Linked DNA regions of Homo sapiens: region 2 is linked to region 1. Evidence: chromatin loops called from intact Hi-C (ENCODE). Cell type or tissue: GM12878. All regions are shown on one strand. Each heading gives the region's core, and the rest is flanking DNA. Links, peaks and the distances in the headings are about the cores only. Region 1 overlaps SDK2 (sidekick cell adhesion molecule 2). Region 2 overlaps SLC39A11 (solute carrier family 39 member 11).

What was found. Peaks named below come from ENCODE experiments on the same cell type or tissue, not always from the same donor. Only the 100,000 strongest peaks of a DNase experiment are listed, where the experiment ranks them.
Region 2: it touches region 1 in a loop (5-fold over the local background); 6 of 110 quality-filtered maps call a loop at or near these places.

Annotation. Positions count from the first base shown.
Region 1 is chr17:73,366,892-73,375,224 of GRCh38, reverse strand. It overlaps SDK2 (sidekick cell adhesion molecule 2), which reads left to right. Exons shown (of 45, transcript NM_001144952.2): 37 at 6,632-6,818. Among named protein-coding and RNA genes, the nearest start is that of CDC42EP4, 59 kb to the right of the region's middle. In GM12878, for the core only: a CTCF peak has its summit at 5,159 (motif pointing right); a DNase peak (open chromatin) is centred at 5,148.
Region 2 is chr17:72,981,585-72,989,917 of GRCh38, reverse strand. All of the region lies in intron 4 of SLC39A11 (solute carrier family 39 member 11), which reads left to right. Among named protein-coding and RNA genes, the nearest start is that of SLC39A11, 110 kb to the left of the region's middle. RefSeq lists a silencer at 3,601-3,650. In GM12878, for the core only: a CTCF peak has its summit at 3,622 (motif pointing left); a DNase peak (open chromatin) is centred at 3,607.

The DNA of each region.
Region 1 (8,333 bases), core at 260-8,259:
TAGGAAAGGACTTAATGAGAAGGTGATATTTGAGCAAAAACCTGAAGGAGAACAGGGCACAAATCACATGGATCCAGAAAGAGAGGAAAAAAGAGCAAAGGTCTCAGGGTAGACAGGTACTTGGGGTATACGGAGAGCCTTGTGTGTCCCCAGAGTGAGTTCCAGGGAGCGCAATGGGAGATGGGAAAGCCGGGGCTGGAGCACCTGGGGTCCTTCGGGGCTTTGGCTGTCACTCTTGAGTGAAGTCCTCTGAGTGGAGGACTGGGACCTTCAGAGGGTCCCGCTGGCTGCTGTGCTGAGCAGAGTCTGAAATGGGGAAAGCCCAGAAGCTATGGGGAGGCATCTGAACTATCCGGGTGGGCCATGAAGGGGGCTCAGATCAGGTGAGAGCAGAGTGAGAAGTGGCCACTCTCAGTTAGTCCCAACAGCAGAGCTGGTAGAATTTGCTAACAAATCAGGCTGGGCACAGTGGCTCACACCTGTAATCCCAGCACTTTGGGAGCCCAAGGCGGGCAGATCACTTGAGGTCAGGAGTTCGAGACCAGCCTGGCCAACATGACGAAACCGCATCTCTACTAAAAATACAAAAATTAGCTGGGTATGGTAGCGCATGCTTGTAATTCCAGCTACTGGGGAGGCTGAGGCAAAAGAATCCCTTGAACCCAGAAGGCAGAGGTTGCAGTGCACCAAGATCACGCCACTGTACTCCAGCCTGGGCAACAGAGCGAGACCCCATCTCAAAAAAAAAAAAAATTACCGACAAATCGAACATGGAATGGGAGAAAAGGGAGGCAACAAGGACAGCCCCAGGGTCCACAGGATGATGGAGCAGGAAAAGACAAAGCTGGTGAAGGAGGAGGCTAGGGAAATCTGGAGTCTGGTTCCAGATGTGTTTGGTTTGAGACGTCTGTTGGACATTCGAGGGGAGACAGAACAGAGTCAGAGATGCATGTCTGGAGTTCAAGAGAGAAGGATCAAACCAGAGATGTGAATTATAGAGTCCTCGGCATATAGATGGTACTGAAAGCTAGAGATTAGACAAGGAAAGATAAAGAACAAAAGAAGTCTACAAATTGAGCCCTGAAACCAAAAACTGAGTGATGTCTCAGAGCTCATGGGAAGAACATGCTTCCAGAAGGAGGGAGAACCTCTGGAATGGGAGAAATATTTGCAAACCATACATATGACCAGGGGTTAGTAGCCAAAATATGTAAGGAACTCATACAACAAAAGTGAAAGAAAATGGGGCAAAGGACCCAAATGGACATTTCTCAAAAGAAGATACATAGGCTGGGCACGGTGGCTCATGCCTGTAATCCCAGCACTTTGGGAAGCCAAGGTAGGCAGATCACCTGAGGTCAGTAGTTCGAGACCAGCCTGGCCAACATGGTGAAACCCCGTCTCTACTAAAAATACAAAAATTAGCTGGCCATGGCGGCAGGCACCTGGCTGAGGCAGGAGAATCGCTTGAACCCAGGAGGTGGAGGTTGCAGTGAACCCATATCATGCCACTGCAGTCTAGCCTGGGTGACAGAGCAAGACTCCAACTCAAAAAAAAAGAAAAAAGAAGATATATAAATGGTCAACAGGTATCTAAGAAGGTGTTCAACATCGCTCAGCATCAGGGAAATGCAAATCAAAACCACAGTGAGATATCCCATCACACCTGCAAGGATGGCTGTTATCAAAAAGTCTAGAGATAAGTGGTGGTAAGCGTATGGGGAAAAGGGAACCTTTGCACGCTGTTGGTGGGAACGTATATCAGTACAGCCATTATGGATAACGGTATGGAAGTTCCGCAGAAAATTAAAAATAGAACTCCAATGATCCAGCAATCCCACTACTGGGTATTTATCCAAAGGAATTGAAATGAGGCTCTTGAAGAGCTATCTGCAGGCCCATGTTAATTTCAGCATCATTCACAGTAGCCAAGATGTGGAAATAGCCTGAGTGTCTGTGAATGGATGAATGAATGAAGAAAATGTGGTTTATACACAGTGGAATACCATCCAGCCTTGAAGGAAATCCTGCTGTTTGCAACAACACGGATGAACCTGCAGGATATTATGCCAAATGAAATGTACCAAGCACAGAAAGACAAATACTGCATGACCTCGCGTATATGTGGAATCTAAAATAATCAAACTCATAGGAACAGAGAGTAGAACAGCGGTTGCCAGAGGCTGAGGGAGTGAGGGAAATAGGGAGAAGGTCCCAGGATACAGCGTTTCGGTGAAGCAGGCTGAATACGATCTAGATCTAATGTACAACATGGTGATGATAGTTAATGATACCGTATTGTACACTTGAAATTTGCTCAGAAGGTTCTCACCACAAAAAGATGATGAACATGTTAATTAGCTTGATTGTGGTAATCATTTCATAATGCATGTGTATATCAGAACACCATGTTGTATACCTTAAACACATACAGTTTTTTGGGGTTTTTTTGTTTTTTGATTTTTTTGTTTGTTTGTTTTTTTCGAGACAGAGTCTCACTCTGTCACCCAGGCTGGAGTGCAGTGGTGTGATCTCCACTCACTGCAACCTCTGCCTCCTAGGTTCAAGGGATTGTCCTGTCTCAGCCTCCCGAGTAGCTGGGATTACAGGCACCCACCACCATGCCCGGCTATATATAGATCTTAGATTGTCAATTATACCTCAATAAAGCTGAAAAAAGAAATGAAAGGGCAGAGAATTGGGCATAGTAAATGGCAGGTTCGTGATTATAATGGTGCACTCCCATGCTTGCCCCTGTCCACATAAGGCATTTATTCATCCAGCAGATATTGATTGAGGACCATGGATGTGCCAGCCATGATTCTAGGTGTTTGGGTCCCAAGGGGGCCACATGGACCGAGATGCCTGCCCGCTGGAGCCTGCATTCTGGCAGACTCCTGGTTACCCATCAATGTGCCCCATGCAGCTCAGCAGTGTGCCCCATGGGAACCAGGATCTGGGCTCAGTCCCTTTATGTCCTTTGCACGCGTGTCAGTCCCTCTCACTGTGAATCATCAGCTAACAAAGGTCCGCAGAATGCAGCGCTCACAAACAAGATGCACCTGCCGGAGTGCCTGGTTTGTGAAGACAGCTGTCCCTGGGTTCTAGGCCCCGACCCACTCCTCACCCAAGAGCATGACTGCAGCCATTGGCCCTTCCTCTCCTCCACCTCCCCAGTGGATAGCTCCCACGGGCAGGGCAGAAAAGCATTCTGAGATATGTTTCCTCTTTTTATGCCTTTTCCTGACCTCACTTTTTTTTTTTTTTAACGGACTCTCGCTCCGTTGCCCAGGCTGGAGTGCAGTGGTGCTATCTCAGCTCACTGCAGCCTCCACCTCTCGGGTTCAAGTGATTCTCCTGCCTCAGCCTCCTGAGTAGCTGGGATTACAGGCATCCGCCACCATGCCCGGCTAATTTTTGTATTTTTAGTAGAGATAGAGTTTCGCCATGTTGGCCAGGCTGGTCTCAAACTCCTGACCTCAGGTGATCCACCTGCCTCAGCCTTCCAAAGTGCTGGGATTACAGGTGTGAGCCACCGCACCTGGCCTGACCTCACATTTTCTTCCAGTTGTCACCCATTTCTTTGGCCCCTTTACAGCAGAATTCCTCAAAAGAATCTTCTGTACTCACTCCCTCCGATTCCTCTGCTCTCTTTCTCCCTTGAACTCGCTCCAAATAGGTTCTCATCCCCGCCACCCCACCGAAGCTCTTCCTGCCAAAGTTGTTAATAATTCCCATGTTGCTCATATCGAGTCAAACCACAGGCTTATCCTGCCTGACTCAGCAGCTGTGTTTGACACATGGATCTCTCCTTCCTCTCAAAATGCTTGCTTTCCTCAGCTTCCCTCGCTAGCTCTTCCTCCCCACCAACCACTGAATGCTGGAGGCCCCCAGGGATCAATCCACAGCCCTCTTCTCTACCTAAGAGAATCCATTCATTCTCCCAGTGTGCACTCACGGAAGACCACCTGTGTGCTAATAATGGCAAACTTTTAGCATCAGCCATGACCTTTCCAAATCCAACAGGAACTTTGTTAACTGTTGTACCCCCATTAGTATGAATGCATGAGTGAATGAATGATTTCATACATGACTGCCTCTGCTTTCATTCATCTATCCATATGAGAAGAATCTGCTTTTCGTTATTTTTATGTTATTTTAGAGATGGAGTCTTGTTCTGTTGCCCAGGCTGGAGTGCAGTGGTGTGATCTCAGCTCACTGCAACCTTCACCTCCCGGGTTCCAGCCATCCTCCTGCCTCAGCCTCCCAAGTAGCTGGAACTGCAGGTGCACACCACCACTCCTGGCTAATTTTTGTGTTTTTAGTAGAGACAGGGGTCTTGCCATGTTGCCCAGGCTGGTCTTGAACTCATGGGCACAGGCGATTCCCCTCTCTCAGCTTCCCAAGTGCTAGGATTACAGGTGTGAGCCGCTGCACCCGGCCCTCTCCCCCTTTCTAAAAAAGAAATCACTACAAAAGAAATCCCCATCTCTACGAAAGAAATAGCCAGGTGTGGTAGCACTCATGTAGTCAGAGCTACCTGGGGGGCTGAGGCGGGAGGATTGCTTGAACCTGGAGGTCAAGGTTACAGTGAGCCAAGATCATGCCACTGCACCCCAGTCTGCGTGACAAAATGAGACCCTGTCTTGAAATAAAATAAAATAAAATAAAATGGGAGAGAGGGCCGGGCACAGTGGCTCACACCTGTAATCTCAGCACTTTGGGAAGCCAAGGTGGTTGGATCGCTTGAGCCCAGGAGTTCAAGACCAGCCTGGGAAACATGGCAAGACCCCGTCTCTACAAAAAATTAAAAACTTAGCTGGGTGTGGTGGTGCACACCTGTAGTCCTGGCCACTCAGGAGGCTGAGGTGGGAGGATGGCTTGAGCCCAGGTGGTTGAGGCTGCAGTGAGCTGTGATCGTGCCACTGCACTCCAGCCTGGGCAACAGAGTGAGGCCTGTCTCAAATAAAAAAATAATAATAAAGGGGGAGAGGGATTGGAGAAAAGCAAGGATTTCATGGTAACAAGATGTCCTAACTGCCACCCATACATGCCAGTGGGGACACTTTTATTAGCTCTTTCTCACTTTATGGGCTTCCTCCAGGGAAATGAGAAATTGAAAAGCCGGTGACATGCAGAAACCTCATTGGCCAGCAGGGGGCGCCAAATGACCTCCAATTTTGCACGTGGCTGGGCCCAGCTGGCCGCTATCTGGATGGCCTCAGTCCTGGAACTAGCAGAAGTGTTAACCTGTGCTACAGAGGAAATGATTGAAAACAATGGCTGGGCTTGGTGGTTCGCGCCTGTAACCCCAGCACTTTGGGAGGCCGAGGCGGGCGGATCACAAGGTCAGGAGATCTAGACCATCCTGGCTAACACGGTGAAATCCCGTCTCTACTAAAAATCCAAAAATTAGCCGGGCGTGGTGGCGGGTGCCTGTGTCCCAGCTACTCGGGAGGCTGAGGCAGGAGAATGGCGTGAACCCGTGAGGCGGAGCAAGATCGCACCACAGCACTCCAGCCTGTGTGACAGTGCGAGACTCCATCTCAAAAAACAGAAAGGAAGAGAAAACACCAGGGAGCATCTGTTGTGTTCCTGGCCTAAAGCCTTCTGCAGCCACGGGGTTCCTTAGGAAACTGGCCAAGTACCTGGGTGAAACCCTTAGAACCTGCACCCCTCACACGGACCCCAGGAAGTACGTGTCCTTAACCTCACTGAATGTACGACAAAACTGCAGCTCTGGGAAGTCAGCTGGCCAGGTCCCGCTGCTGTATGCGGTGCAGCTGGGATTCAGCCTCCCGCTGCCCGCCGTCTTGGCCGAGGCCTTCCTCTGCAGCGGGCCTTGTTCCTGTTAACCAGCAGCTGCTGGTGCAGCGGGCCCGGGGTGGCCCTGAGACTCTGCATCCCTCACCAGCTCCCAGGTGACATGAGGCCACCAGCACTTGCACCACACTCTGTCTGGATAGACTCCACACTGCCTTATCTCCCCAGCTCAGCCTCCCGTAGGACGGATTTGCTTTATTCCTCCAGGAACTGTACTAAGTGCTGATGTGCCAGCGCTATGGTAAATCCTCCAGGCATGGCGGGAAACACAGACACTTGGGGGCCATGCCCTGGAGTTTACTGTCTGGCAGAGACCAGGGTCTTGGCTGTGAAAAGGAAGGTTCCAGAAAGGTTTCTAAAACAGTTCTTAAATTCTTTTTTTTTTTTTTTGAGATGGAGTCTTGCTCTGTCACCCAGGCTGGAGTACAGTGGCGTGATCTCAGCTCACTGCAACCTCCACCTCCCAGGTTCAAGTGATTTTCCTGCCTCAGCCTCCAGAGTAGCTGGGACTACAGGCACTTGCCACCATGCCCGGCTGATTTTTTTGTATTTCCAGTAGAAACGGGGATTCACCATGTTGGCCAGGCTAGTCTTGAACTCCTGGCCTCAAGTGATCCACCCACCTCTGCCTCCCAAAGTGCTGGGATTACAGGTGTGAGCCACCGCACCCGGCCTCTTAAAGACTTCTCCGCTGTTTCCCAGGTGACTCACAGCAATGAAGGTGTCTCTGAGACTACAGGTCAGCAGGGACAGGAGGGACTCTCATTGCCCCTGTCCCCCTCACTCCCACATCCTTCTGTTCCCACAGATTTATTTCTGGGAAGCCCAGCGGGGGAACCTCACAGAGCGAGTGAAGACGCTTTTCCTGGCTGAGAACAGCGTGAAGCTCAAGAACTTGACTGGCTACACGGCCTACATGGTCAGCGTGGCCGCCTTCAACGCCGCTGGGGATGGGCCTCGGAGCACCCCCACCCAAGGCCAGACCCAGCAAGCAGGTGGGAGAGGGGGCCCTGAGGAGGGGAGGGGTAGGTCGGCCACGGGGGGTTGCAAGAGGACCTACCTGGCATCCGGGCTCTTGGCAGGCATGGGGGCAGCTGCCTTATCCGCCTGAGGATCTGGTCGTGGTACCCAGGTCCCCAGAGACACCCTCCCAAGTGGGAGAGCCCATTCTCAGAAAAGAGAAGCTGTCCCCATAAAGCCTTGAGAAACCCCCACACCTCATCCCTGTCCTCCCCACCGTTTGCCCCGCCTTGCAGACGGACAGTCAGCACCCCCAGCCCCTCCCAGCCAGCCTACTTCTGCTCCCTGCCTTCTTCCCACCTGCCTTCCCTCTGTCTCTCTGGCTTTGTTCATTCCACAAATACTGAGTGTCTTATGAGCCCGTGCCATGCTAGATGCTAGGGACACAACAGTGAGACCAGCAAGGTCCCCACCCTAGTGCGGGGGACAGATCATAAGCAAGTTGATGAAGTAAATGCAGACGGGGGTCAGCACAGGTGACCTAAGAGTGAGGCAGGAGTGGGTGGATGGCTCTGGATAGGCTCACCCACAAAGCCCTCCCTGAGGAGGTGAGATTTGAATGAGAAGAGGCCGGCAGGGGCCAGGCATGGTGGCTCACGCCTGTAATCCCAGCACTTTGGGAAGCCAAGGCAGGTGGATCACCTGAGGTCAGGAGTTTAAGACCAGCCTGGCCAACATGGTGACACCCTGTCTCTACTAAAAATATAAAAAATTATCCAGGCATGGTGGTACGTGCCTGTAATCCCAGCTACTTGGGAGGCTGAGGCAGGAGAATCACTTGAACCCGGGAGGTGGAGGTTGCAGTGAGCCGAGATTGTGCTACTGCTGCACTCTAGCCTGGGTGACAGAGTAAGACTCTGTCCCAAAAAAAAAAAAGACAAGAGGCCAGCCATGAGATGCTCTCAGGAGGTGGCAGAGGGTGCTGGGGGCTCCAGGCAGAGGGAACCGCAGGTGCTAAGGCCTAGGGGCTGGAGAGGAACCCGGGAACGCAGAGAAAGCCAGGTGGCTTGCAGGAAAATGGGGCGAGAGCTCAGGCTGGGGGATTGGGATTGGGATTAATTATAAGTACAATGGACCACACATGGTATCTCACACCTGTAATCCCAGCACTTTGGGAGGCCGAGGTGGGTGGATCATTTGAGGTCAGGAGTTCAAGACCAGCCTGGCCAACATGATGAAACCCTATCTGTACTTAAAAAACTACAAAAATTAGCTGGGCATGGTGGTGCACCCTTCTCCAATCCCAGCTACTCAGGAGGCTGAGGCAGGAGAATCGCTTGAACCTGGGAGGTGGAGGTTGCAGTGAGCTGAGATTGTACCACTGCACTCCAGCCTGGGTGACAGAGCAATAATCTGTCTTAAAAAATAAAAAAATTTAAAAAGTATGCTGGGAAGCCATGGGAGGGCTTGAGCAGTTGAGCAACAGGGTCTGGTTTACATTTAGAGAAAAGTGCTCCGGCTGCTGTGCAGAAGATGGCCTGGTGGAGGGG
Region 2 (8,333 bases), core at 33-8,032, 390 kb after region 1:
GAAATTTACTGAAGAGCCTCTAACGAGAGCAGTCATTTTATCCTAGGTGACAGTTATGTCCCTAAATAAGTTTCGTAATTTCTGTATGTGAAGCCCATCACTGGAAGAGTGGTATACCAGGGCTCAAATACTGGTGGAGACTTTACGTAATGATCTGTTTCATTTTCAAGATGAGAGTTTATCACCTTCTCTTAACAAATGCAAAAATCCACATCTTGAAACAGTGGAATAAGAAAAACAGTCTTCACTCAAAGCCAGCTTGATAAACTATGGAAGGTGAGGGTGCATGACAGAATTGTCATTATAAATGAACATACTTCCCAAATACAATGATAATTTCTTGGAACGGTAGATGCCCTTTAAAAATTCTATTAGAAGGCAAAAACAGATACAAGACTAGATCATTTAAAGGTAATCTATGTCTTTAAGACATATCCTGGGATAGTATAAACAAAATGATTTGACGTAATGGAATATTTATACCCTCGCTGTTATGTTATAAGGGATGATAGTAGCTCCAAGAAATGTAAGAGAAACTTGTACTGTTATCTTGGTAAAATCATTTCATTGCAAATAAAAGGATCAAACAATTAAAGGAAGGATGATTCTAGAGTCAGGAGAACTCTGTGAAATACAGCCAAGATCTGGCTGTGCTGTGGGACTGCAGCCTCTGGCATTGAGTAAGGATGGACAATTGTTTTCTTTGTTGTTGTTGTTTTATTTTTATCTTTCTTTTTATTGTGGTGAAAGACACGTAGTAGAAAACTGACCAGCATAACCATTTTTACGTGCACAGTTCAGTAGTGTTAATAAATACGTTCACATTGTTGTGAAGCAGATTTCTAGAACTTCCTCATCTTTTTAGTAGAGATGAAGATGAGGTCTTATCGTGGTGGCCAGGCTGGTCTCGAACTCCTGACCTCAAGTGATGTGCCCTCCTCGGCTTCCCAAAGTGCTCGGATGACAGGCGTGAGCCACCATGCTCTGCCTGCATATTGTAATCTTAAAAAGAGCAAACCTGTCTCTACTAAAAATACAAAAATTAGCTGGGCGTGGTGGCTCACGCCTGTAATCCCAGCTACTCAGTAGGCTGAGGTGGGAGGATCACTTGAACCTGGGAGGCGGAGGTTGCAGTGATCCGAGATCATGCCGCTGCACTCCAGACTGGGCAACAGAGTGAGACTCCATCTCAAAAATAAAAATAAATAAATAAATAAATAAGTAAGTAACACAATTCATAGAAACAGAAAGTAGAACTGCGGTTGCCAAGGGCTAGGGGCACTGAGAAAAGGGGAGTTGTTGTTTAAAAGGTACCGAGTTTCAGATTTGCAACATGAAAAAGTAAAAAAAAAAGTGGAATAAGAATGAGTAAGACCTACTATTTGATAGCACAGTAGGGTGACTAGAGTCAGTAATAACTTAATTGTACATTTGTTTTGTTTTGTTTTGTTTTGTTTGAGACAAGTTCTCGCTCTGTCACCTAGACTGGAGTGCAGTGGTGTGATCTTGTCTGACTGCAGCCTCTGCCTCTCAGGTTCAAGCAATTCTCATGCCTCAGCCTCCAAAGTAGCTGGGATTGCAGGCATGTACCACCGCACCCGGCCAATTTGTGTGTGTGTGTGTTTTTAGCAGAGACGGGATTTCACCATGTTGGCCGGACTGGTTTTGAACTCCTGGCCTCAGGTGATCTTCCCGCCTTGGCCCCCCAAAGTGTTGGGATTACAGGCGTGAGCCACTGTGCCCAGCCTAATTGTACACTTTAAAATAAAGAGTGTAATTGGATTGTTTGTAATTCAAAGGGTAAAAGCTTGAGGGGATGGATGTCGCATTCTCCATGATGTGCTTATTTCACACTGCATGGCTGTGTCAAAACATCTCATGGACCCCATAAATATACACACCTATGTACTCACAAAAATAATAAAAAAGAGAGCTGACTTTTACGTGGCTCTCTTTTCTGGTTTATAGATGCTCTTTTTAAACCATTCATGCCAAGAGTAATAATGGAAAGTAGGCTTTGCTCTTTTACGATTCAGGACGAGAACATGGGAAGAAGTAGCCCCCACCGGCTGTTTGTTTTTTTAAGTGGTGTCATTTTTGGATGGGTGAGTGGATGAGGGAGATTGTTCCCAAAACAACCGTTGGGGCTTCACCTTTCTCTGTAAGTGTCATGAAGTTTTGGAGTGGAGAAAGACTTGGTGTGGAAGAGGAAGGGGTATTCTGATTCAGGACTTTGTCTTTAGGCAAGGAAAAAAACATTTCTTATTTTCCAGAGATTGCTAAAGAATTCTAGTGCAAGCCATCTGTTCCCCTAATAGCCCATTCAGTCCCCTTTTTGGGGAATGGGGAGCATATTTTAACATTTCTGAATTTGCCATGGGAGTGTCAGGGTACCTCTTACTGATTTCTTTAGTAGATTGTGGGATTAATTGTTCATTCCATCTTATTTCTGTCACAAATCCAGGAACTGTATGCTAAGTGCCCCATTCACTCAAACTGGATACACTTTACACAAGTACATTTGGTGATTACCTAATAAGAGACAAACTTCAGGTCCTTGTGGAGTGTCTTAGTCCATTAAGTGTTGCCATAAAGGAATACCTGAGGCTGGGTAATTTACAGACAATAGGTTTATTTGGCTCTCAGTTCTGCAGACTGTATAAGAAGCATAGTGCCAGCATCTGCTTCTGGGGAGGGCCTCAAGAAGCTTCCAATCATGGCAGATGGTGAAGGGGGAACAGATGTGTGACGTGACAAGCGAAGGAGCAAAAGAACTAGCAGGATCTTTCAAACAACCAGTGCTCTCCTGAACCAACAGAGTGAGAACTCGCACATTACTGTGGGGAGGGCAACAAACCATTCATGAGGGATCTGCTCCCGTGACCCAAACCCCTCCTACCAGGCCCTCCTCCAGCACTGGGGCTCACATTTCAACATGAGATTTGGAGGGAACACACATCCATACTATGTCAGAGCTTTGTGGTTTATTGGACAATACCCTGTGCTTTTATTCTTTCCCTTCTGGTATAAAAAACTAGTCATTGTAGTTGAAGACAGTAACCAGTTCATCCCTCATGTTGGCGAGGCTGGTCTTGAACTCCTGACCTCAAGTAATCTGCCTGCCTCAGCCTCCCAAAGTGCTTGGATTACAGGCATGAGCCACCATGCCCGGCCTGTGATTATGTCTTATATCCAATCTACAAGTGCTTCTCACACCTGAATGTGTGCACGGTTCACCCCGGGAGCCTGTTAAAATGCAGATGATGATTTGGCAGGTCTGGGTTGGGGCCCAAGACTGTATGTGTCTCCCAAGCTGTCAAGGTGGCTGATGCTCCTGATCCATGGAGCCCCCTCGGGCTAGCTGGGGGTGGAGGGTGCAGCAGTGTGGCAGTAATGGGACCTCACAGTTGGAAGGGTCCTTGGAGGGTCTGTGGGCCAGTGCCTGGCAGGTGGCGCGTCACACTCGACTTTCTGATGTTCTGATTTAGGAGGCTTTGGGTGGAGCTTAGACGTCTGTATTTCTAAAAAGCTTCACCGGGGCTTTGTCTGCATGGCCAGGCTTGGCAACCACCAGTTTGTCCAGCTCCCCAGCCGTGGTTTGCATCACCTCAACATCTCCCCCTAGTGGTTGTGTTGTGACTAGGGTGTCCTGGCTTTCAAAGCTAGCTCCACAGCCGTCAGGCTTCTGGGGGACCCTGGAGTCTTACTGGGGAGTGAACTGGTTTCCTAGGGCTGTGGGAACAATATATCACAATTTGAATAGCTTAAACAACAGACATTTATTGTCTCAGTTCTAGAGGCTAGAACTTTCTGGAAAGTAGTTCTAAGATTCTGACCTCAAGATGTCAGCAGGGCCATGTGCCTCCTCAAGGCTCCAGGGAAGGATGAGCTCCAAGCCCCTCTCCTAGCTTTTGGTGGTTCCTTGGCTTCTAGTAGCATAACTCCAGTCTTCCCGTAGTATTTTCCTTGTGTGCCTGTCTCTGTGTCCAAATTTCTCCTTTTTATAAGGAAAAAATCATATTGAATTGGGACCTGCCCTAATGACCTTATCTTACCTCGATCATTTACAAAGACCCTGTTTGCAAAAAAGGTCACATTTATAGACAACATCTTTTGCAGGAATGCAGTTCAACCCATCACAGGGAGATAGGGCATCGATTGCAGGAAGATTAATAAATAAAAGACAGTAATAAAAAGTTAGGCCTGGCCAGATGCGGTGGCTCATGCCTGTAATCCCAGCACTTTGGGAGTTTGAGGTGGGTGGATCACCTGAGGTCAGGAGTTCGAGACCAGCCTGGCCAACATGGCGAAACCCTGTCTCTCCTAAAAATACCAAAATTAGCTCGGTGTTGTGGTGCATGCCTGTAGTCCCAGCTACTCGGGAGGCTGAGGCAGGAGAATTGCTTGAACCTGGGAGGTGGAGGTTGCAGTGAGCCGAGATGGCGCCCCTGCACTCCAGCCTAGGTGAGAGAGTGAGACTCTGTCTCAAAAAAAAAAAAAAAAAAAAAAAGGCAGGCCCCATGCAAATAAAGAAGGTTTGCATGGAAATGAATGTCACAAGTGGGTAATACCTGATAGGGTCAGATATAGCTGGCTAGTCCCGTCAGCAAAGTTGTGGGCAAAAATTCAGAGAGCGACTCTGTGACATGTTCCTCCTTCTGTGGGCGCTGTCTGCGTGGCCCTCACTCAGCTAGCTCTTTCTGTCCTTTCCCCCCTGTATGTCCCTCCCAGGCCACTTAAGCATGAGCAGATCATTGCCTTGTACCTGGTGCCTTGTGGAGTGGCGTCAGCCACGTGGAGTGTGCACATTCCTAGGGAGGTGTGGCCCCAGACAACTTACTGTGTTTGCCCTGCCTCTAGCCCGGCTGGGCCTCCTAGTGTGCTCTGATGAACTAATCAATGCAGGTTGGATTTTTGGAGGGGAGAATTCTTTGTTCCTAACCAGAGAAAATTGATTCCATAAGAGGGTTATTGCTGCTGTGTGCAATTCTCTAGAGTTATTGGATTGCAGAATCATTAGCTTTAGAAGTAAATGAAATAGATTTGGGATATTGTTATGTTTCAGATAAACAAATGGCCTTCCTCCTTATTCATTTAACATTCTGCTTCCAGAAGGAAATGTCAGATGACTCAGAGCCTGATAAAATACTTTGTGGCACACAGGAATGGTAACCAGATGCGGTGAGACTTCACCTTTCTCAGCCCCTGTAAAAGGCGTTGCTTCACTGCGGTGATTCTCACATTTGAGAGTGCATGAGAATCCCCTGGAGGTCTTGCGGAAACACGGGTTGCTGGGCCCACCAGAGGCCTGGAATGGGGCCTGATAACTTGCCTTGCTAACAAGTTCCTGGGTGTTGCTGATGCTGCTGGCCTTGGGGACCCCACTTTGAGAACAGCTGCTTTGCTGAATAAAACTCGAACTCCTGGGAAGCCTGTGGATTCAGTGTGCCTGGGCTTTACATGTATCCCACAACACCCAAGGGAAAGGAATCTTATTTCTTGAATTTTCTTTTTCTTTTCTTTCTTTTTTTTTTTTTTTAAATGTCTGAGTTCCAATAAAGCTTTATTTACAAAAACAGACTGTGGGCCGGGTTTGACCAAGCCCCTTCAGGTCTCATGGCTACTTCTGTGCCCATCCTGGGGTGGCTGAGTTTGTTCTGCCCATGCTCTGTGCAATGCAATGCTACAAGCAGCTTTCAAGGCCGTTCTGCTTCATGGGGGAAGAACAGGGGCAAGAGCTGGGTTTTTTTGCTGCTGATAGTGGCAATTCGATGGGCCTGCCTCCTGTTTCTCTATTTCAATGTGGCTCTGAGGCTCCCAGAATCACTCCACGATTCCAGCCCCACTCTGAGCCATGAGAAACCTGAGGCTACCCAGGTCCTCTCTGCCTGGTTACCCCTCTGCTGGCACTTCTCTGGAGCTTGCCACCCCCCTGAACAGCACTCAGGAAAGGGGTCTAGAGGGCCCCTGCTCTTAGATTCCCAAATCCATCTGGGGATTTCACAGATCCCCACTTCCCTTGGAGCCTTGCCCAGATGGTGAGGGCAGATCCCAGGGTTCCCTTTTCCTTAGTAACTCACCAGCTCTCAGCAACCCCTCTTTTCTTCCGACTTCGTTCTCACCGTTGGGCATCTTTATGGAGTCTGGGTGAAGAGCCTGGCTCTGATTTGAAAGAGAAAATTGCCCACAGCCCATCACTCAAAAGGTACAAAGGGATCTGTGGTGAAAAGTCTTTCTCTCACCTCTGTCTTCTGGTTACTTATTTTATTTCCTCAGAGGTGACCACTTGTAACCAGGTTGTTTTCTGTATTTTTCCAGAGGTGCTTTCTGTCTCCCTAAGCATGTAAGTGTAGATATATTAGTCTGTTCCATAGCCTGATTTCACCACATCTTGGACAGAGGAGTTCCATCTTAGCACATCCATATATGTTGCTTTATTTAAAAACAAAAGCAAACAACAACAACAACAGGCTGGGCACAGTGGCTCATACCTGTAATCCCAGCACTTCGGGAGGCCGAGGCAGGTGGTTCACTTGAGGTCAGGAGCTTGAGACCAGCCTGGCCAACATGGTGAAACCTCGTCTCTACTAAAAATACAAAATTAGCTGGTTGTGGTGGCGCTTGCCTGTAATCCCAGCTCCTCAGGAGGCTGAGACAGGAGAATCGCTTGAACCTGGGAGGTGGAGGCTGCAGTGAGCTGAGATCGCGGCACTGCACCCCAGCCTGGGCTACAGAGTGAGACTTGGTCTCAAAAAAAAAAACAAAAACAAATAAACAAACAAAAAACAACAACAAAAAACACCCTGGGTACTATTCCATCAAATGAAGGTACTGTGAGTTATCTAATCAGTTCCCTGTTGAGGGGCATTTTGATTGTTTCATGTCCTTTACTCTTAGGAACAGTGATGCAGTGAATATCCTGGTGGATATTTAATAGACGTTCTCTGAGTTGACCTTGCCTGGATGGAGATGCATGGATAATAGACACTCTGTGTTTCTGCTGCCCATTATACTCCAAACACTTGCAGCCCTGTCGTCAGTGCAACCTGAGTCAGTTGTTCATTAATCCAACTATTTATTTTAGCTGCACTTGCTGCCATCATTTGATTTCATCAAATGTTATGTAATTTTAATGAAAGTTCAGATTTGAAGAGATTTGCTAACATTGAATCACCAAATTTCTGTCAAATAAGGCATAGTAGAGACAGCTGTTAAAAAAAAAAAAGACTTGGCAACGAATTAGAAAAATGGAGATTCTATTTCCAGATTTCTCCCCAGGTGTCTTTAAGTCTTTCCACCACTTTAAAGAAACAAAATCTGAAGATTGTAAATGAAGTATTACGAACAAGGTTTTTGCAAAATAGACGAAACAGAACTTTTATCAGTTGACCGATATGGACGAAAGAGGCCTCTGATTTACATCATAAGATTTGCAAGTGAATGCACATTTATTTGCTTGAAATTAAAATTACTTTTGGGGGGAGATTCTTCCCATTTTCCATGTTTAAAATTAACCTATTAATGACCAGTTTGGACCACATCAGATAGAAAGTAGCTACCGTCTGTATTTGAGTCCATGTGAACATATCTATAAAACTAAGTTTCTGAAAGTGGGATTATACAGTGGATATTTGTGAATTTTCCCTTTTACAGAAATTCTCAAGTTGCCCTTCCTTGAGCTTATACTGATTTATACTTTTACCAGCAATGTTTGAGAATGTCTTTATCCATACCCCATCCCTATAGGGTTTTAGTAAAATTTTTGATTTTTTGTTAATAGGAATAGGTAAAAAATGGTATTTCATGGAGTCTTCTTTGTTTAAAAAAAAAAAAAAATTTTAGAGATGGAGTCTCACCATGCTGCCCAGGCTGGTCTCAAACTCCTGGCCTCAAGCAATCCTCTTGCCTTGGCCTCCCAAGTGGCTGGGATTACAGATGTGTGCCACTGCTCCGGCCTACAGCTTTGTCTTATTAGTCAGCTTAGCATCTTTCCACGTGTTTCAAAGCTGTTTGTATTTCCCTTTCTGTGAAGTGTCTGTGTCTTTCTCTTACTTTTCTGTTCCATGGTTGGTCTTTCCTAACTCATTATTTTGGAGCTCCTTGTGTATTCAGAAAATTATCTGCAATATTATTATAATTCTTTTCTCAGTTGGTCACTTGTGAGTCTGTTTATGGTGCTTCCAACCATGTAGATTTTTATTTAATTTGTACCTCTTTGAACTTAGTCTTTTTTGATTCATACTTAGTAAAGTCTTCCTCATTCCAAGAGGATTAAAAATACCTATTTTTTTTCTACAACTTGGTTTCCTTTTTTTTTTTTTTTGCATTTAAAT